2 separate regions of the Homo sapiens genome follow, and region 1 is linked to region 2. Evidence: chromatin loops called from intact Hi-C (ENCODE). Cell type or tissue: PC-9. All regions are shown on one strand. Links, peaks and the distances in the headings refer to the core of each region. The heading gives the core; the rest is flanking DNA.

Region 1 (11,077 bases), core at 1,757-9,756, 900 kb before region 2:
AGTGCTGGGATTACAGGTGTGAACCACTGCCCCTGGCCTCTCAATACCATTTAAACTTCACACTTTAGGTTCTTTAAACTACTGCAGTAATTGTAAGCATGAGAATGCACATTCCAATAACTGGAAAACTAAAATTTGAGATAATACCAACAAATGTAGTCAATATTGATATAACTCCACAAATATTATATGTAACACATAGCCTCACAGAATTCAAGGCAGGAAGACTGCTTGAAGCTAGGAGTTTACGACCAGCCTGGGCAACACAGTGAGACCTCTGATGCTACAAGAAATCAAAAAGTTAGCTAGGCATAGTGGCACATGACTGTAGTCCTAGCTACCCAGGAGGCTGAAGCAGAAGGGTCACTTGAGCCCAGGAGTTCAAGGTTACAGTGAGCTATGATCATGCCACTGTACTCCAGCCTGGGTGACAAAGCAAGATCCTGTCTCAGAGAAAGAAAGAAAGAAAAAAAAAAAAACAATAAAAATGATGTGAAAAGTGCTAAAAAGGTAATGTTAAATGAAAAAAGCAAGAGTTAAAATTGTTTTACATATAGTATAGTCCCAAGTATATTTTCAAAGCATAGTTGGGGATCCAAAGAGCTATGGTGCTTCTGGTTAGCTATAGATGCCATCATAGCTCATTGCAGCCTCGACCTCCTGGGCTTAAGTGATCCTCCAGCCTCAGCCACCAAAGTACCTGGGAGTATAGGAACACATTACCCACACCCTGCTAATTTTTTTTTTTTTTTAAAAGAGATGATATCTCACTATGTTGCTTAGGCTGGTCTTGAACTCCTAAGCTCAAGCGATCCTCCAGCCTCGGCCTCTGAAAGTGCTAGGATTATAGGGGTAAACCACTGTGCCTGGTCATTTTTCTTCTTTTATAATGTTTGTGAATCCAAATTTCATTATATACACATACTAAAATTTATTCAACCACTCTGCTACTGGTGAGAAAAATGTTCGAATTTTCACAATTCTAATTAAGATAAATACACACAATATTTCATGTCCTTATAGCACAGAGGTTTTAATTCCTTATGTCAAGATTAAATACATGTAACCATAAAATAAACCACCCCATCTTACCATTAATTTCTCTTTAAAACATTGTTTCTGTGCCCTATACTTCATTTTCCCTCTTTTCTCCCTTTAAATGAGAAACCTGAAATACGCTGAAGATAACTTTTTCAGTTGTAAATTATCTTGATGGCAGGAAGCTTATAATTTTATCTTCATCTCCCTAATATCTTGTGTTTGGCATGTAGTAGGCAGTCAGGTGTGCTTATTAAGCAAGCATAAAAGACAACAGCATCAGGTAATTAAACACACGGCATGACTGGCTGAACATGAAAATATGGATATACTTTCATCTGACCTTCATGTACTTTCAATAATATCCCTAAGTCCTTTAAAACTAGATCTCCATCATTCTGCTGAGGCTACAAGGCAAGCTGTCCTGTAAATGGCAATTTTATTATCAAATCAGAATAGACATGGGGATCGTGCCTTTAAAAAACCTAACTGTACAAGGAGTTAAAGAGTAAAAAGGAAGGTATCGAGGCTATGTGTACATCATAAGGGTTGGGGAAAGCAGTATGTATAAAATCAATTTATAAAATGTAATAAAGGCCAGGCGCAATGGCAAACACCTACAATCCCAGCACTTTAGGAAGCCAAGGTGGGAAGATCACCTGATGTCAGGAGTTTGAGACCAGCCTGGACAACATGGTGAAACTCCATCTCTATTAAAAATATAAAAACTAGCCAGGCGTGGTGGCATGTGCCTGTACTCCCAGCTACTTGGGAGGCTGAGGTAGGAGAACTGCTTGAGCCAAGAGTGGAGGTTGCAGTGAGCTGAGATGGCACCGCTGTACTCCAGCCTGGGTGACAAAGCGAGACTCCATCTCCAAAAATAAAAAATAAAAATAAAAATAAAAATAAAATGTAATAAAAATGGTGGAACACTAAGAATACTTAGAAAAGTACTTATTTCCTTACTTCAAGGTTAATTGTATTTATCGTAATAAATTTGAAAAACTCAGAAAAGCACATTAAAAAAAAAATAAAATTTACCCCAAATCCCACCACCTACAAAGAGCCGCCATTAACATTTTGACATCTTTGTTCTTTTCTCCCTTAGACATATGAGTAAAATTTTTAGAAAACAGAGATTGTATTGTACATACTTTGTTAATAACTTGTTTTGTTTCCCCTAAACAATATTATCAGGGATTTTCCCATCTTATTAACTATTATATGGTTTTACTATAATAGTATTACTGAATAGCTACTAGTATTGTATATTCTGGCAACATAATTTATTTAACCAACTTCCTAGTTTGGGACATTTAGGCTATTTCTAATTTTTCTTATTACAAATAACATGCTAAGTATCTTGCATATGAAAATTTTTCTGGTGGCTCACGCCTGTAATTCTAGCACTTTGGGCGGCAGAGGCAGGAGGATCGCTTGAGCCCATGAGTTCGAGACCAGCCTAGGCAACATAGTGAGACCTTATCTCCACTAAAAAGAAAAAAAATTAGCCAGTGTATTGGTGCCTGACTGTAGACCCAGCTACTTAGGAAGCTGAGGCAGGACGATTGCTTGAGCTTGGGAGACTGAAGCTGCAGTGAGGCAAAATAGCACCACTGCATTCCAGCCTGGATGACAGAATGAGACGCTGCCTCAAAAAAAAATCACAAAAACAAACAAGAAAAGTTTTCTGCCCATTGTTTAAGTCCATATTTAAGGCATTTTTTGTTTTTTTTTGAGATGGAGTCTCGCTCTGTCGCCCAGGCTGGAGTGCAGTGGCGTGATCTCAACTCACTGCAAGCTCTGCCTCCCAGGTTCATGCCATTCTTGTGTCTCAGCCTCCTGAGTAGCTGGGACTACAGGCGCCCACACTACACCTGGCTAATTTTTTTTTATTTTTAGTAGAGACGGGGTTTCACCGTGTTAACCAGGATGGTCTTGATCTCTTGGCCTCGTGATCCGCCCGCCTCGGCTTCCCAAAGTGCTGGGATTACAGGAGTGAGCCACTGCGCCTGGCCGGCATTTTTTTTTTTTTAAGAACATATTTATGTCCAAAGCAACCTACAGGAAGATTACGGAGGGTAAATGTGACAACAATGGGGAATTAAGAATAACTGTATGATCAAGCTCCCAAGTTTAAAAACCTATAACGTCATTATTAGATCATATCCTACATCTGTTATCATGAAATTGTATCGCACTGGAAGTTATAAAAATACGTAAGGTTAGAGATTAAGAATTTGTTGCACTGTACTATAAGTTGACCTATACAATTATTTCTTGACCACATTCATGGACCAAAGACTACAAAACAGGATTGTCAGAGCTCAAAATCTTTTTCTTCATCTTCTGCCCCCCAATCCTGAAAGAGATTGAATACACTATTAACTAATCAAGGATTCAAGATATATGACACCAATTCCTATAGAGATCTCAACAAAAGATTCTGATCTTCAGGAAGATGGAGATGAGTTATTTTTAGTAATACTGAATTAGTACTCATAAGTAGTATCAATTATAACATATAATTATCAGTTTGGAATGAAATGATAGGTACTAAAAGTTTTGAGTCTAGATGGAATAAAAGTGCAGTTAACTGAATAAAGGGTGAAGATGTAACATTTGAAAATGTTGATTTATTTTACATTATACATTTTACATTATAAACCCTTTAGACAGGGGGTACACACAGTATACACAAAACAGTAACCACAAACAAAAACAAAATAATACTTTTTAGAGGGTATATAATGGCAAAATTTTTTACTACTGAGAATTATAACTGTTTAAGCTTTTCCTCTCTGTCCATCCATTCCCAAGTGACATCATTTGTTGAAGCAGTCCATTTATCACAATCACCTAAGGAGTTTAAAAACTTTCAGTGCCCACCACCATAGTATGCATACCATACTAATCAGGATCTTCAGTATCTTAAAAATTTGCCTGGATAATTCCAATGTGCAAGTCAGGGGTGGAACAATCCTCAGGTGAATTAATCAACTCATTCTTTGCAATTAGATGAAAATCTATTTAAAAGCAACCACAAACGCAGGCCAGGAGCAGTAGCTTACACCTGTAATCCCAGGACTTTGGGAGGCTGACGGGGGCAGATCACCTGAGGTCAGGAGTTCAAGAACAGCCTGGCCAACATGGCGAAAGCCCATCTCTACTAAAAATATAAAAATTAGCCAGGCATGGTGGCGTGTGCTGTAGTCCCAGCTACTCGGGAGGCCGAGGCAGGAGAATCACTTGAACCTGGGAGGCGGAGGTTGCAGTGAGCCGAGATGGTGCCACTGCACTCCAGCCTGGTTGACAGAGCAAAACTCTGTCTCAAAACAAAACAAAACAAAAAATAAAGTAACCACACACAGGCTGGGCATAGTGGCTCATGCCTATAATCTCAGCACTTTGGGAGGCCGAGGAGGGCGGATCACCTGAGGTCAGGAGATTGAGACCAGCTTGGCCAACATTATGAAACCCCATCTCCACTAAAAGATGCAAAAATTAGCCAGGCATGGGGGTGCATGCCTGTAATCCCAGCTACTTGGGAGGCTGAGGCAGGAGAATCACTTGAAACCCAGGAGGCGGATGTTGCAGTGAGCCACCGCACTCCAGCCTGGGCTGTCTCAAAGAAAAAAAAAGTAACCACAAACAATACATGATTGAGATCAATATTATTTCTTTTCTGTATAAAATATCTTGACTTTCCAACCGGTAAACATTTTTACGTTAGAACCCTACAGTCAGAATAGAGAGAATCAACTAATTTAAAAGACAATTACATATGCATTAATAAATTGTGCATTAATTTATATTACGTAAGTATTATTTCCAACCTTAGGACAACCACATGTTACACAACTGTTTAAACATAAGGCTAACCACAATAACAACAAAATGGCTTGAAATATTCGGTTGCTGTTTAAATTTAGATACTTTAATTAAGACCTTTCTTCTCTAGAACTCAAATGTAAGGCCAAAAAGCAAACAGCCTGATATTTTACATAAATATCATATCTGGCATAACAGGAAATTAGAAACTTAACTTCCCTATTCATGTAGTTTCTATCTTCTGGTTCTGTAACGACACCTACTGGAGACTGTGGATAACTGCTTATAACCCACTTTCTGTATCTGGGATCTTGCCAGGCCACTTCTTTATAAATATATTTTTGAGACAGTGTCTTGCTCTGTTGCTAAGGCTGGAGTGCAGTGGCGAGATCTTGGCTCACTGCAACCTCTAACTCCCAGTATCAAGCGAACCTCCCACCTCAGCCTCCTCAGTAGCTGGGACTACAGTTGCACACCACCATGCACAGCTAATTTTTTTATTTTTGTAGAGAAGGAGTTTTGCATGTTGCCTAGGCTGCTCTTGAACTGTTGGGCTCAAGCAATTTGCCTGCCTTGGCCTCCCAAAGTGCTTGGTTACAGGTGTAAACTACTGTGCCTGGTCACCTACTATTTTTTTTCCAAAATAGTTAGAATCCTGTTTGTTCCAAATTTGTTAGAATCCAAACAGAATGATAGGGTTTGCTTTTATCTGTTCTCAATGTTTTTATCAAAACAAACAAAATCTCCCCTTCCTTGAATATTCATTATTATTATTATAACTTAGGTGGGGATACAAAAACTATGAGCACATTAAAAAATTCATTAAACTTAGTAAGAAAGGATCTTCCTGAAACTGCAATTGGGCAATAAATCCGAAAAGAAAACTTCTCTAGAATAGTAAAATCACTTTTTTAAGAGGAAAGGCTGTAAAAAGTATATTTTCTTTTTTGCTTTTCCACCTTAGACCCATCAAAGATAGTGGAACCATTTAAGAACAGGCTTAATTTAAATCCTTTGCTTAAAAGGCCAGCCCTGTTTCATCCACAGTAGTTATTGGTATATTAATCCAAATTAATTATTCTAAAGTAATTATATGCTCTATAAAAAGGCAGTTACAGACTAGTTCAAATTTCATCCTCTCCATGAATCTTTCTTTGAATATTCCAAACCACTGTAATTTTCCTCTTCATTCATTAACAATTCAGTCATATATTCTCTTATCACCATAACCTTATAGTTACAGTATTACAGGAAATGCTACAAATACATTTGGAAAAAACACTATCTTTTGAAACTGAAGCTAGTAAAAATCAATATAAATTTCATTCACTTTTCTATGCAATGAAAGCACATCATCCCAAGACCTGTTTCAGAGAGGTGTTGGTGATGAAATTAAAATATTTTTCTAAGTCTTCACCAAAGAGATAAAGGTAAATTGTCTAACTGGTATCCTCTGGAAGATATAACTGGATAAGAAGATATAATAAAAGCTATGATCTAGTCAAATGCATGGTTGTTGGTCGAGAGAGAGGAAATGAATGAATGAATCAGTGCGGATGACAGTGATTTGTAAACTATTATTAGCCACAATAGCCTATGAGAGAGATTCACTTCCCATTTCGTTTTTCAGATAGTAACAAGAATTTCCTGGATAGTGGATTTTGATGCCTGAGAAATGTATATGTCCAGTTACTAATTAAGAAACTATCATTCTCAATGAGAAATCATTATCACCCTTTGGTTTTTCAAAACCAAAGTCCATTTTTTGGGGAGGACATCTTGTATTTATTAATTTTTCACATACAATAGCATAAGATGGAAATCCCTACATAGTATGAGGTATACAACATGATGTTTTTAACGAGGCTTTGCTCATATATACATTGTGAAATAGATTACCACAATCAAGTTAATTAAATATCTATTATCTTTGTGTGTGTATGTGTGTGTGTTCTAAAGCAGGGGGGCCCCAACCAGTGGGCCACGGACTGGTACTGGTCCACGGCCTGTTAGGAATTGGGCCGCACAGCAGGAGGTGAGTGGCGGGCAAGCGAGCATTATCATCTGAGCCAAACTCTTGTCAGATCAGCAGTGGCATTAGATTCTCACAGGAGTGTGAACCCTATTGTCAACTGTGCATGTGAGGGATCTAGGTTGTGCACCCCTCACAATGCCTGATGATCTGAGGTGGAATAGTTTTATCCCAAAACCTCCTCCTATCCCTACGCCATGGACGAACTGTCTTTCGCCATACTGGTCCCTGGTGCCTAAAAGGTTGGGGACCACTGGTCTAAAGTTCATTTTAAGTGAACTGATAAAAACCATTTAAAATCCCTCCAACTGAAGACAAATCCCTGGACCTTTAATGGTTCCAAAAAATTTCCAAGGTAAGAAAGCCTATGAGACCTAGTCTAAGAAAAAACCTAGTATGTGTCTTTGTAATGACTGCTCATAAATCAGTATCTTATGTCATTATTTTTCATTTGTATTTTCAGCTAGATGATAAGCTGTGAGCAAAGTATTGTATCCACAACAGTTCTAGTGGTTTTAGGCATTTAATCATTTCTTATTAAGTATTAGCCAAGTGAATAATTAAACAAAAACTTATATTTCACCTTCACCTGTTATTTATAAGAAATCATTTACGCTAATGAGATCTCTGGCAACATTCTTCTTACCCACCAGTTCTCTATTATCCATTCACTGAACCATTGAAGATATTTACCTTTGAGTTTCTCCCACATGAGCGCATACAACCCCAAAGAGCTTGGATGCAGAACTAATAACTGATAGTGCTGGAGGTAAGGGCTTAGGCACTGAATCTCCCTCTACATCTTTCTCATAAATCGAATAAGGGTCATATTCAAGACTTCCGCAAGCAACACCATTACCAAGCAGGAGCTAAAAGGGAAAAAAAGTATATAAGGTTTTAAAATCACTGATCACAGATTGAATCTAATCAAGAGTAAAAAATGGCCATACCTGTTCTTCAATAAATCTATGGTCAGTCTCTTGTAGGAAAGGACTTAGTATCAAAAGATCATCCTGATGACAGAGGGGTGGAAGTAAAAATGTAGATGCTGCCACCTGAATATCAGGGGCAGTCAAGTCAGCAGCCAGCTCTCTGAGGATAGCACAGAGGTTTCCTGTTGAGTCACAGAAAAAGAGCAATTAGTACTATTAATTATCTGGTGAGAGTATGGGATTTAAAACTCAGGTTGAGCTTTAATGCACCCACTGGCCAACTTTAACATATCACAGCCAAAAGACTGTATTTCTCATCCTTGAAAACTGCCCTAGAAATGACTGGCTCAACTACGTGTTGCTAGTAACAAGGTTAAGAATGGATACTAAAAGAACATCTCAAAGTGTAAGAGTGTGTGTGTGTGTGTGTGTGTGTGTGTGTGTGTGTGTACATACCTTAAGGTATAACATGACATAAAATATAAAAATAGATGTAAAAAAAGATTTACAAAAGCAGATATGTTTTTTAAAAAAGCACAGTCTGAAAAAATGTATAAGAATTAGCCTGAGGCCGGGTGTGGTGGCTCACACCTGTAATCCCAGCACTTTGGGAGGCGAAGGTGGGTGGATCACTTGAGGTCAGGAGTTCAAGACCAGCTTGGCCAACATGGTGAAACCCCATCTTTAGTAAAAACACAAAAATTAGCCGGGCGTGGTGGCAGGTGCCTGTAACCCCAGCTACTCAGAGACTGAGGCAGGAAAATCGCTTGAATCTGGGAGGCAGAGGTTGCAATGAGCCAAGATCAGCCACTGCACTCCAGCCTGGGCAACAGAATGAGTCTCCATCTCAAGACAAAAAAAAAAAAAAAAAAAAAAAAGAATTATCCTGAGAAAACTTAGACATGTTATTATGGAAAATTTCAAACATAAATAAATAATAGTACTATGATGATGCCTGCCCCTATCCCTTCCAGCATATGCTCATTATTCATCTTTACCAGCTGCAACAGTATTATTTCACCTACATCCCCATTCCTGATCCCACATTTCTCCACATTATTTTTAAGAAAACCCTAGGCAGCACATCATTTCATCCATAAATATTTCACCGTGTATCATTAAAGTGAAATACATTTTATTTTGAACATAATCCTGCTATCATAATCTCATGTTGTAAAAAAAAAAAAAGCCACTGAACATCAGGTACCCATTCAGTATTCAAATTTCCAACTATCTCATAAACACCTGTTTTTGTTTGCTTCCGTGTTTGAATCTAGATCTAAGTAAGGTGTACACATTGCAGCTAGTTTATCTTGTCTCTTTCAATTTAGTATTCTCCCTATACCTTTCCCCTCACTGGTAATTTATTTGAAGAAACAAGGTTATTTGTTTTGTACAATTTTCTACAGTCTGGGTTTTTATGATTATAGGCCCCTGGTATAGCTTAATTTGTTCTTCTATCTGTACTTTTTAAAAAAAATAAATTGGTAGTTGTATCTAGACGGGGCTCATTTTTGCTTTTGGTGATGGGCAGGGTGGGGTGCAGGTTAGTTCATAAGTGGTATTGTGTTCTCCAATAACACAGGAGACAACATATGGTTGCCTCTCTAACATATACACTTTGAAAAGCTGATCCATTTATCACATTAACTGCAATGATCACCTCAAAGATGTTTTATCCTAATTTCTGTTAGGTTATCAAAAAATCTTATCCACAGAGAGCTTAAATGGCTTTTGCCAGTTTGTAACTTAAATACTGCAGGAATGAGTAAAAATTCCCTTAGAAAAATGTTTATACTCTTCGAAGTGTTTCTTTGAGCAATTGCACCAGGATGAAATGAGGACTGAGGTGATATCCACTGATCAGAAGTGGTAGGATGAGTTAGGAAGGGTTTACTTGCCATCACTTTCTGTATCATTAGCAGCAGTAACAGTAGTAACAACAAATATTTATTGAAGCTTACTTTTTTTTTTTTAAGAGATGAGGTCTCACAATATTGTCCAGGCTAATCTCTAAATCCAAGCCTCAAGTGATCCTCCTGTCTCAGCCTCCTGAATAGCTGAGATTACACACGGTGCTTGGCTTACTGAATACTTAATACGTGTTGGGAAATGTCCTAAAAACTTTACATATAACCTTCATAGTAACCTAATAAGGTCAGGTTAGTATGTTGTTTTACAGGTAAGGAAACAGGAACAGGGAATTTATTACTTGCCAGAGATCATATGATGATCACATAGCTGTCAGACTGAAACCCAGTTAATCAGGCTCCAGAATTTGAGCTTTTAACCACCGTGCTGAATCACTCATTCATCCAAATTGTGTTTAATATGCTACAGAGAAAAATTTTATTATATTTAATCTTCCTTTCAAGAAGGTATACACTATGGGATACCAATATATACATATAATAGGAAGGTAGGAACTATTATGTTTCATAAAAGATAAAAACAAAAGCACTATTAAATTTAGGGAAGGAGAGATTACATACAGGAATTAGGAAGAATGGACAGGGATCAGTGAAGTCATAATGACTGAGCAAATGACAGTTGCTCAAAGGAATGTCTAAGTTTAATTACCAGCATATGACACTCAGCAAAATAATTCTGTTGGTAGTACAATATAAAAGGTATGCTTGTTCCTATGGCTATGTGTGAAAATAGTAGAAAATCTCTGCTTCTCAGTTGAAAGTGATTACTTTCCCAACTGTCCCTGGAAAAAGTACCTAAAAATAATTAAGATAATTTTGAAATGCAAATAGGCTTTTGTATAAAAATGCATCACTAACTTGCTGGTGAGTTATTTTCAATGTAGAGAATATTAAGATATTTGAAAATAAATCCATACCAAAACTAAGACAGGAAATAAAAACTAAGAACTCAATTTTTACTCCAATCCTTCGGAAAACTAAGTCACTCTAAGACTCTAAATCTACATCTGCTGGATAGTCATGAAGAAAAGTTATTTCAATTCTTAAGTACATTCCACATGGCAAAAGCAATTTCTTACTATGTCCTAGAAACTGACTCTTTGACAACACATTGGAGGAACCAATAAAATCAGAAATTTATTTATTTATTTATTTATTTATTTATTTATTTATTTAGAGATGGAATCTCACTCTGCCACCCAGGCTGCAGTGCAGTGGCACGATCTCGGCTCACTGCAACCTTTGCCTCCCAGGTTCAAACGATTCTCCTGCCTCAGCCTCCTAAGTAGCTGGGACTACAGGCATGTGCCACC
Region 2 (11,077 bases), core at 2,085-10,084:
CCTTTTGCCTCTCATTTTGCTGAGCCCTTTCCTTTTCCTCCTGGTCCTGGTTGTAAAAGACCAAGGAAGCTATTTTAAGGATGTCAGGTGTAGGGGTGTTGGGGCCTAGTGCTAGTTTTTGGAGTTTCTTCTGAATATCTTGAGTTAGGAAACTTGAGTTAGGAAACGGCCCTTTAGGACCAGTTACCCTACTTGTGTCTCTAGGTCTAGGTTAGTATGTTTCACTAGGGCCTCTTATAGCCTCTCTAGGAAAGTGGTGGGGTTTTCAAGAGGGCCTTGATTTATTAAGGCAAATTTAGTATAGTTCACAGGCTTTGCTCTGCTAGTTTTCAATCTTCTACCAGACAGAGAAACATGTGGTTCCTTGCCCACATACCCCACTGGTTATTGTATTCCCAATTGGGGTTGACCTGGGGAACTGTGGTGACCCCACAGAGTAGCCACCAGAGTCAGTCATGTACATTGTGTTTACAAATTGTTGGGCTGCCTCCATAACGTAGTCGTGTTCTCCCTTAGACAGTGTTTACCCTAGTATGACTGAGAGGTCCCTCCAGGTGAGTTCAAATGTTAAGCCCAGTTTACAGGAACCCTTTGATGTATTTGTCAGGGTCCTCCAGAAACTTCCCTAGTTCCATTTTAATTTGGCTCAGGTCTTGCAGTCAGTCTGGACTCTGGTGGGTACACTAGGGTCATTAACCTCCTGAAGGGGGCATACTTAAGAGGGTGGGGTCCAGAGGATGGCCCTGGGTAGGGAGGGGAGAGCACCAGGGCTGGGAGACTTGGATATAATAGGGTAGAAGGGGCAGTGGGGTTTGTGCTAAGCTCTGTCCTTGGTTCTTCTGGGGCTTGAGCCCTGGGTAAACCTTATAAAAGGTCTCCCAAACCAACCAGAGGGGGCTGCCTGACTATGGCTGCTATCATCCCTGGATCCATTTTATAAGCCCAACAAAGGTCAGGGTTATTTTCTAGAGTCATGAAGGCCTGTACATAGGGGATTTTTGTCCCTTTTCCCTGTTAGTGGCAAAACAAATCTAGTTGATAGATTGTACTAAAATGTGTGCTTCCATTCGCTAGCCAAGATTCCTAGTCCTGGAGCTTGTATTCAACCCAGGCTGTGTTATAGAAAAATATTAACCTTTTCTGTGTTACAGAAAAATATAAATCCAAACCTTTAGCGTTTGGGGGTCAAACTTTTCCCTGTTCTTGCGGATGCTTCTGAGGGGTGTGTCCTGTGGTATGGAGACATGATTATCCATCTGTGAAGAGAGAACAGAGGAGACAAAAAGGAAAAAGAAGGCATACCCTCTTATTTCCCTGTCATCCTTTCCTGAACAGGGCATCCCCCATTCATCCTTAGGGTTCTGAAATGAACCAGTCTTACCAGGTACCCTTAACCTTGATCCTGTCTCATCACAATTACCCACTTGAGAACAGAAGAGATAGCAGAGTAAATAGGGACCCCCTATTCATCTTTGGGGTTCTGGAATGAACTATTCTTACCAGGTACTACTAACCTTGACTTCACCTCTGTTCTAATGGTAATTTGTTCTGTGCCTATAGCCTAGGACCAGCCTTTATCTCTGTCCTATGGGTACTTTTGTCTCTTGTACCTATGACCTTGAGCTGGCCTATATCCTTGTCTCCATGTCCTTACAGTGACTCTCACTTGGAGAATTCTAGCACAAAATGATTATCTCTTTTCTTATAATCCCATTTCCCATGTTTTTTAGTAGATGAGAAGCCTGTTTTTCAGCAAATTACTACAAGGGACTGAATTCCCCTTTCTTTGAATATGACCTTGAAGGTCTTGATGTATATTGAGAGCATGGAAGTGATTAGAGAAATGGAAGAAAATTTGTATTTGGGGTTTTTCATCCTCCCAGGGTAATCTGCAGAACAAATGCTTAAACAGGTAGGACAATCTCTCTGCTCCAGGAGGAAGCAGGAGGAAGCAAGGGGGATACTCACGGAAAGCCTCATATGCTCACAAAAACAGCAGCCCTTGAATTTGAGAGGGCAATATTTGTGTACCTTCTTGACATAAAGGAGGAACCTCCGAAGGACTTGGGGTTTGGGATAAGGGCTCACAGATGGCAAAGGAAGAATTTTCCCTCATTCCAAAGGGTTGCTAACCCCCAAAAAAGCAAGTAGGTGGAGTCCTTAAAGTGCCACAGAGTGAGATCCTATGCAGAACTGCTTGAAAAGCCACCAAAAACTTGGCCCTGGAGCATAATAGGAATGACAAGCGTATGGCAAATCATAAGGAGCTGTCAGAGCTGGGGTTCCAACTGGTGTGTGTCCCATCAGTGAGCCAACAGACATCTGCAAGGGAGCCCATTTCTTCACTGCTGTGCAAGCACAGCAAGAGCTATGGCTGCACGAATAATAGGGAGTGTGTGTTTAAGGCAGAGAAGGAAGTCGTGTCATGTGAAGTGAAAACAGAGAAGAGACAGACTTGCCCCTAAGGCGGACAGTCCTGTAGGTGTACAAGGCCATTTCAGAATATACACAGAGATAACAGGAGAGTAGGTGGTGCAGGCGTTTGGAAAAGAGCCAGTTTTCGTTGAAAAAGCAGAGGAAACCCCAGACATTGCACAGTCTTAGGGTTCAGCCCTATGACTCTTGCAAGCCTCCTGTTCAGGAAGGCCTTTAGTGTCTCAGGTCTACTTGGTGCAGACTCCAAGGTCCTTCCCACCCCCATGAGCCACCCATCAGGGTGAGCTGAGAGATCAGCTCAGTGAGGAGCCGAGCCTCTTTGGCTGAGAGGACTCGTTCTGGGGGTTGCTTAGTAAGCAGGAGAGAGAAACTGAGGAGAGGGAAACCATGTATGGGAGTTGAACACCTTCAGCCAAAGGTGAGGCATAGAGGTGTCTTACCACTATGGAACATATCTGAGTCACACACCAAAGTATGTTAGCAGTGGCAAATCCATACAGGTCTGCACTAACTCGATTCTTGCCTCCTCAAAAGAAAGAATTCATCCAAGGAGCATGGGCAGAGTGAGAGACTGAGGCAAGTTTTTGAGCAGTAGTGAAAATTTGTTAAAAAGTTTCTGGGCAGGAACGAAAGGAAGTAAAGTACACTTGGAAGAGGGCCAAATGAGCAACTTGAGAGATCCAGGTGCCCTGTGTGACCTTTGACTTGGGGTTTTATACAGTGGCATGCTTCTGGGGTGCATCTGTCCTCCCTTGAGTTTTCCTTGGGGTGAGCTGTCCATATGCAAAATGGCCTGCCAGCACTTGGGAGGGGCCACATGCAGTGTGTGCCGAAGTTGTGCACGTGCTCATTTGAGGTCTTACCAGTTGAGTGTTCCTAGAGAAAGGTCATATATCAGTTAAACTCTGCCATTTGCCTCTTAGTGCAAATGCTTGAGCCCACTTGCCCAGCTCATGATCACCAGCTTCAGGTGTTTTTTATCTATTGGGAGACTGCCTTTCCCTGTCACTGGTTGTGACCAATCCTTATTATTTTATTATTTTAGAGAGACAGTTTAACAATTGCCTGACATTGGGGGTGGTGGGGGACCTCTCCTGCCCTGCTCATGTGTGCCTAGCTACATACTCTAGCACTAAGACTGGAAATAACTACTTGCCATTTATCAGGACCTTGGATCATGGATATATTGGTGTTAACCATCTGTGTGCTCTCTTTGGTATATGATTATGTTAACCTTAATGATTCCCAATGAAGTTGAGCAGAGTGCCCCTAAAGGACTTTTCTGAGTAGCTATTTCAGAGTTAAGATTTTTTCAAACGATACCTTCCAGCACACCCACCAACCTCCCCCATTGTAATCTGCTCTCTAGGTTAGTGTGGGCCTGGGTTATGTAACTGAAGTAATCAGCCCTGGTAGCTGATGGAGTGTATCTTTTGGGTATCTGAAGGCAGAAATTATGTTGAGAGCCATAAGTTCCCTTGACTCTTTATTAAGTGTGACATATTAATCCTCGTTTGTAGAGCTTTATGTGGAAATGTCAATCTAGTCGTTGTGGAAAAACCTGGGCTCAGAAATGCCTTGCATTTCATTTGAAAGTATGATGCAGCTACAGCTGGGATTCGGTCTCTTTTAGGGATGGGATTCAGGGCAAAAGGGAAACCATTCTGTGAAGATTGGCCCTAGAATGGCACCTTTGTCTTAGTTCCTCTTGATTTACTTTGGGATCCTTCAAGTTTCTAGCTTGGCTGGGTTGCTTTTGGAGCCAAAGATAGTTCCAATTCAATTGTTAGCATTAATGAGTTCTTACTAGCATTTTGTGAGGAGTACTGCAAATCATACCACAAAGGGTATGAAACCCTAGCTTGTGGGGCAGGGAGGGTGAGCTAGATTGTTTCTTCTTGGATTAATACCAGACATATTTCCCTTGGTGGAGATCCATTCTTCTCTGTGTGGGAATGTTTAACGTTCACACTGTTAGGTGAGGGTCTCGTTCAGATAATTTTTTTAAAATGCACATTTTAAAACTTATCTTAAAAAAATCCACAAACCCAACAAAATATTTCTTTTTTCATGATGACTTATTCAGAAATTTGAAAGGCCAAAAGCCTTTTTGATGTATGTGAGAGCTTTCTCTGTCATATGGGGTCTACCAGTCATTTCAGCAAAGAGTTAAGTGAGGCCAAGGAGGCTTCCCTGGCAGCTTGGAAGCTTTGTGCAGCAGCCAAGCCGCGGGCTGAGAGAGGTGGATACTCATTTGTTTGTATATAAAACTTTCATTCCCAAAGTCTTAGATATCACATACAAGGAAAGATGATTGTGAAAATCAGTGATAAACTCAAGTATTTCTCGCCTGTTATGATTGCATTTGTTGTATCCGATTCTGCCTGACAGTATTTGCCACTTGATTGTCTAAACAGAGTTTTAACTGGTAGCAGGGTGAGCATTAATTATTCACATCTAGCAGCTGGCATAAATATGATTGTGTAGGCCCATGTATGTTAATGAGTCTTACAATAAAGCCTTTCGCTTGGAGATCTTCAGCCCTCCCTTCTTTTTGTACCATTTGTGAACTTCATTCTGGAATTGTGTGGCTTGGTAAGGTATAATGTTCTTTGCTTCTGAGGAACTGTGCTGAGGGCTTGTGCAGAGAGTGGCCCATCTAGAAATGTCTCTCAGGACCCTGAAGGCTCCCTTGTTTCCTTTTCCTGTTTCCAGTCGGGCTACAGCAACTGGGTCTGGATATAGCAACAGCACCCCCTAGTGTATTATAGGGTGAGCATGGGTTCCTGGTTAACTCAGTAAGGTGAGGTGTTCTGGCTTCATAGAGTGGAGTGTGAGAAACTGGCAACTTGGCATTTATTAAACAATATAGTTGAGGCTAAATATGCAACAGCAGCATGTCTTCCAGGTTTTGACAGCTGAGAAAGGAAGATAAAGACAGCAGGAAGATAGGGTTTTAGATTACTTTACAAGGATATGAAGGCTAAGGAGAGCCACAGGAGGGAATCAAGAGGTCACTGGGGAAGGGAGCTGTTCCAATGAATAGTTTGCTATTCTTCCAAAGAATCCAAATCTTGGCCATATGTGCAGAAAGGCCTGGCCACAAAGGCCTTCCATTGTTGGCTGAGACTGGAGACCTGCGATGGGGGTTCAAAGCCTTTTGTTAGATGTGAAACTGAAATTCCAAACACTCCAAGCAGTGACTTAAAGGCTACGAAAGTATAAATGACAGGTAGATATTTACCTCAGAACATAGTTTTGATTAAGGAAACTAGACCTTAAGAGAACAAAATGGGGGTGGGGATGGACTATAGAGAGAAGAAAAGAGGGATGCTTTCTTCATTTTGTTCATTTAACGAATATTTGCTGTTGAGCTGCTATTCAGTGCCAGCTTCTATTCTACATACTGGAAATACAGATGTGAATAAAACAGAGTTTCTCTCCTCATGCAGCTTACATTCTTTACAGTTGCCAATAAGCGGGTCACTACAGATCAGTTCTTATGTTTGTATTTTTGAAGTGTGATTTATTTACAGGCAGAATGTGATTTGAGGACATGGAAAGTACCCATCGTTCAAAATTGTTCCCCACCAACCAACCAGTTTTTTTCTGAAATTTCTCAACCAAAACCCCTTGTTAGTTGTTTTCTGAGAGGAGTAGTAATGAATCCAGTTGCTTTGACCTACACTTACTTCTAGTGAAAATGAATGACCTGATGAGACCTAGAGGGATGGGACACTGGGGGGTGGAATTACAATATTGGGACTAGCAAGCTGTAGCCTTGGTGAGTTTGTTTCAGGACCAAGTTTTCCTTATCTATAGAAGTAGCTGTATTCCTGTCAGGTCCCTTCTAGCTCTTATTCTATTTTGTGTGGCAGATAGCATCCAAGAAGATGTAGGACCGGGTGCGGTGGCTCACACCTGTAATCCCAGCACTTTGGGAGGCCGAGGCAGGCGGATCATCTGGGGTCAGGAGTTTGAGACCAGCCTGACCAACATGGAGAAACCCCGTCTCTACTACAAACACAAAATTAGCCGGGCGTGGTGGTGCATGCTTGTAATCCCAGCTACTTGGGAGGCTGAGACAGGGGAATTGCTTGAACTCGGGAGGCGGAAGTTGCAGTGAGCCAAGATTGTGCCATCGCACTCCAGCCTGGGTAACAAGAGCGAAACTCCATCTCAAAAAAAAAAAAAAAAAAAGAAGGTGTGTAGAGCATGGGGCACCCCTGGGACCCCTGGAAAATTATTTGGGGGTAGGAGTAGGACCAGATTAGACACTGAAAAAAAACATGGAGAAGGAACATGATTTGACAGTCAAATTTAGGCTATTTAAAAAAATATTTCTAGGGCATTTATTCTTGGGTTCAATTTCTGACTATAAATTATCTGGAAGGGAGGGTGATACTATGAATATGGTTTTTGCAGATTTTTTGGGAAAGCCCAGTTGGTTTTACTTTTGTGGGTCAAATTAGTTTTGAAGATTATCTATAAAGCTTTCAGTGATAGACCTGACCCCCAAGCCACAGCTGCTTAAATAGCTGTGTGCTGTGGATTTTCTTGTTGTGCAGTGTTTCCTTTTAACTTTCCTGTTCAGGGCAGAAACAGAGTAATGCAGGCCCATATTCTTTGAATCCTAGAGAGCAAGTGACCTACTTACTATTGTACCTGAAATATTCAACTAGAGTATATTTTAGGAAATACTTTTTCAGCTTTAAACATGACTTTGCTTCTGTGAATAAACACTTCAATCGAGAGACACTGACAGGTATTCTGGGCTGTTCTCCTGACCCGTTGTGTAACTTTGGATACTGTATGACTTTTCTCCTTGGAAAGAGGCAATGTAAAATCCATGGGTTTCTTTAGAAAAGACAATTTGTAACTACACCCTTATAGGTGCATGTGATGAAGATTAGTGAAAGTTTTCATTGGGTTTAGAAATTTTAGAAATGCAGGAGGCCGGGTGCGGTGGCTCAAGCCTGTAATGCCAGCACTTTGAGAGGCTGAGACAGGAGGATTGTTTGAGACCAGGAATTTGAGACCAGCCTAGGCAACATAGTGAGACCTCATCACTACAAAAATTATACAAAATTAGTCGAGAGTGGTGGCACACACTTGTAGTCCCAGCTACACAGGAGGCTGAGGTGGGAGGATCTCTTGAGTCCGGGAGGTTGAGGCTGCAGTGAGCTGCGATCATGCCACTGCACTCCAGTGTGGGCGACAAAGTGAAATGCAGGAGTTATTTGCTGGGTTCTTTAACAGCTGGAAGATGTGGGTTCTGGTATTCATAGTTTATTGGCCAGGATTTTCTTTATTTTGTGGTCCTCCTCTTTGCAGGTTTCAGCCTCCCTGTGAAGACCAAAGTACCTGTGTAAACAGGATTCCAGGATGGAATATGAGTAGGTTTTTTGTTTGCAAAATTTCTTACTATACATGGCTAACTTTTAAAGAAGTAACACAATGGACCAACCGAAAGACAGAAACCTTGGGTAGCTTTGTAATTTTCTATGTGTGTGTTCTGCCACCTGCTGGAGAAGGATCACCACGCTTGGGAAGCTGGCTGGCAAAGCAGGGGAGGGTGTGTAATCTGGCTCCTTCAGCCCTCTTCTAGGACTGGGCAGAGTACAGGAAAACTCACAAAATGCTGTGGTGTGCTTGGTTTTCTGTTGGATCTCCCTAATTGGCAACTAGAGTTATCCCACAGGGATTTCCCCTTCAGCCTGCTGAGCTCACGGCCAGCCACCTCAGGCCCAGGCTACTCTGTGAGCCCCGCTCAGGCCCAGGCTGCTCTGTGAGCCCCGCTCAGGCCCAGGCTGCTCTGTGAGCCCTGCTCAGGCCCAGGCTGCTCTGTGAGCCCCGCTCACATCATGCGCTGGCCTCATTCCTCTGAGTATCCAGTATGTTGACTGGGATCGCCTTGAAATACTTTAAACTGGTTCAAAGTGGAAACAAAACAAAACATTAAATCCAAAGTAGGGGGCAGGGTGGCCACCTTTGTTGTGACATCTATAAGAGGGCCAACTGACCTATTCAGGAAAAGAATGGCCTTTTTTTCCTGAGATTATAGTCTCCCTCCTTTTTAGTGTTAAAATGCATTTTTACAGAATGATTCTGAGAGATGAGGGTTATCACTGTAAACGTATATTTGCTTGGCAAAAGAAAAAGCAAATGTAAATCAGTTCCCTAATTCTTTTAATATATTTTCCTATCTGTAAAATACCAAAGTCTGGCCAAATGCAGTTTGCTACTCCCTGTGGTCAGTCTTACCTTTCCCTTTATTTGACAACTTAGGCAGAAAAGTGGGGTCAACAATCCTCAGTTGTAACTTCCTTATTTTCCCTGTCAAATTCTCCATGGATTTTTCTGTGCTGTGACCCACATAGAAACACAAAAATAATAGTGTGGTGGAATGAGGATAATGTTTCTTCACTAACTGGGTCACTGTTTTATAGATAAATTTTGGTCTAGAGTAAATGGTTGGCCTGATTTTGCACCCCTTTGGATCATTTTGTTCCTCTGGAGTTCTGGATGGAATGTGACCTTCCTGGATGGATGTGTATGTGGGACTCCCATGGGCAAGACTTAGATTTTTGGCAGCCAGACCCTCAAGGCAACTGGGAGAGGATGTGGAGGCTCAGCCTCCCTGTTATTTGAAATTTCTCAGAGGCACACAATAATTTTGAAAGATTTTTAAATGGGAATAAGACATTTTAATATCTATGATTAATTTAAATAATTTTATCAACTGAAGTAATGAAACAGACTTCTGTATTAAGGGATATAATTACAGAAGAATATTATTTTTAAAAAATGTTTTACAGCCTCAATTTAAATAAATTGTAAAGTTTAAAGAAAAAATGTGGATCTACTCTGATTGAGACAGGTTTTGTGTTTGGCTTTATGGAGTCTAAATTGAAAATTGCTAGTGTAGAAAACCTGAACTGAGATTTATTTTTGAGAAGATATTTAAAGAGAACAGATAGTTGAGATCTAAGTAGGTAGAGGCTGGGAAAATGAGTTTGTACTGAAGCCAGAACACATGGTGTCTTCACTGGAAATGAATGTTCCCAAAGAATAAACTTTTGTTTGTGTGTATTTATTTATCAGTAGTAACAATTGCTTTTGAATGAGCTAGGACATTTATGATTATAGGGTGTGGGTTTCTTATGGGCACACACAGAGACTGTGAGCTCAAGGCCATGTGAAGAAGGTGGAAATATCTTCCCCGGTTAATTTTCATGGGCCAGATTGTTAGAAATATGTCCAAGAAGTGACTTCATAAAACTTTGAAACTTGGCTGAAAACCCTGGCAGATCTGCATCATCTGGTAAATATTTAAGACCTTGTATATATTATTTTCAAGGAAAGGTAATAAACTGTAGAATTTTTTTTTTCAACAAAAATGAAACACTGTGGGGTTGTTAGCTTTTGCATCAGAACTTTGGTAAGAAAATGTGTTTGTTTTGGTTTTAGGTTTTTTTTGGTTATTTATTTATTTATTTATTTTTTTGAGACAGAGTCTTGCTCTGTCAGCCAGGCTGGAGTGCAGTGGCACGATCTCGGCTCACTGCAAACTCCCTCTCCTGGGCTCAAGCAATTCTCCTGCCTCAGCCTCCCGAGTAGCTGGGTTTACAGGCGTGTGCCACCATGCCCGGCTAATTTTTATGTATTTTTTTAGTAGAGATGGAGTTTCACCATGTTGGCCAGGGTGGTCTTGGACTCCTGACCTCAGGTAATCTGCCCGCCTCGGCCTCCCAAAGTGCTGGGATTACAGGCGTGAGCCACCGCGCCTGGCCCGTTTTGGTGTTTGTTTGTTTGTTTGTTTGTTTTGTTTTTTCCCCAGAGGGGGAGAAAAGAGATCTCATTTCTGATAGATTTAGGTCAGTTTAAATTCTTTTTCACTGAGGTTGACCTGATCAAAGTTTGCCTAGTGACTCAGCAAAGTCTTGCCATGTGGAGGCTTCATTTTTCATCACCTGTTGGTTTTTCCTTTTCTTAAAAATTTATTTCTTTATAGAGACATTTTGATATCATTTTAAAATCTCAGCACGTGACAAATACAAACTGAAAGTGCGAATTCTCATGTAATAAGAAAATTAGAAAGCAGACAAATATCAAGGCCATCTTTCCTCAGGTGATAGCCTTTTGTTAATGATAGTATCTTGGTTTCCTCAGGTGATAGCCTAATTAATGACATCATCTTGTATTTCTGTCCTAATGAAATTCACTTCTGTCATCTCAGGTAAATGGTAAAGAACTCATGGGTAAAGGTAAATGGGTAGAATACTCACGTTCCTATTTTAAAACTTGAGAAATAGAATCACAGATCAAGAATGACTTTCCTGTCTCCCTTTTTCTCAATTCATTGTTCTACTGGTAATAAGGATAACACAGATGTTAACAACTTACTTAATGCCAAAACACTTTACATGTATTATTTTATTTTATTATTTCTTGTGAGATAGGTATATTCCCATTTTTTTCAGATGAGGAGAGAGTGACTTTCAGAGATTTTTTTTTTTTTTTTTTGAGACGGAGTCTTGCTGTGTCGCCAGGCTGTAGTGCAGTGGCGCGATATTGGCTCGCTGCAACCTCCACCTCCCTGGTTCAAGTGATTCTCCTACCTCAGCCTCCCAAGTAGCTG

The links. A loop is a pair of places that touch in the nucleus more often than their neighbours do. Peaks named below come from ENCODE experiments on the same cell type or tissue, not always from the same donor. Only the 100,000 strongest peaks of a DNase experiment are listed, where the experiment ranks them.
Region 1: a loop joins it to region 2, with 4 times the contacts of the local background. A loop is called at or near these places in 7 of 110 quality-filtered maps.

What each region holds. Positions count from the first base shown.
Region 1 is chr14:31,351,043-31,362,119 of GRCh38, forward strand. It overlaps HEATR5A (HEAT repeat containing 5A), which reads right to left. Exons shown (of 36, transcript NM_015473.4): 15 at 7,852-8,015; 16 at 7,595-7,770. Among named protein-coding and RNA genes, the nearest start is that of HEATR5A, 64 kb to the right of the region's middle. In PC-9, for the core only: CTCF peaks have their summits at 5,144 (motif pointing left) and 5,348; a DNase peak (open chromatin) is centred at 5,149; H3K27ac peaks cover 790 bases.
Region 2 is chr14:32,247,081-32,258,157 of GRCh38, forward strand. No RefSeq gene overlaps it. Among named protein-coding and RNA genes, the nearest start is that of RNU6-8, 49 kb to the left of the region's middle. In PC-9, for the core only: CTCF peaks have their summits at 5,202 (motif pointing left), 7,951 (motif pointing left) and 8,152; a DNase peak (open chromatin) is centred at 5,191; H3K27ac peaks cover 23 bases.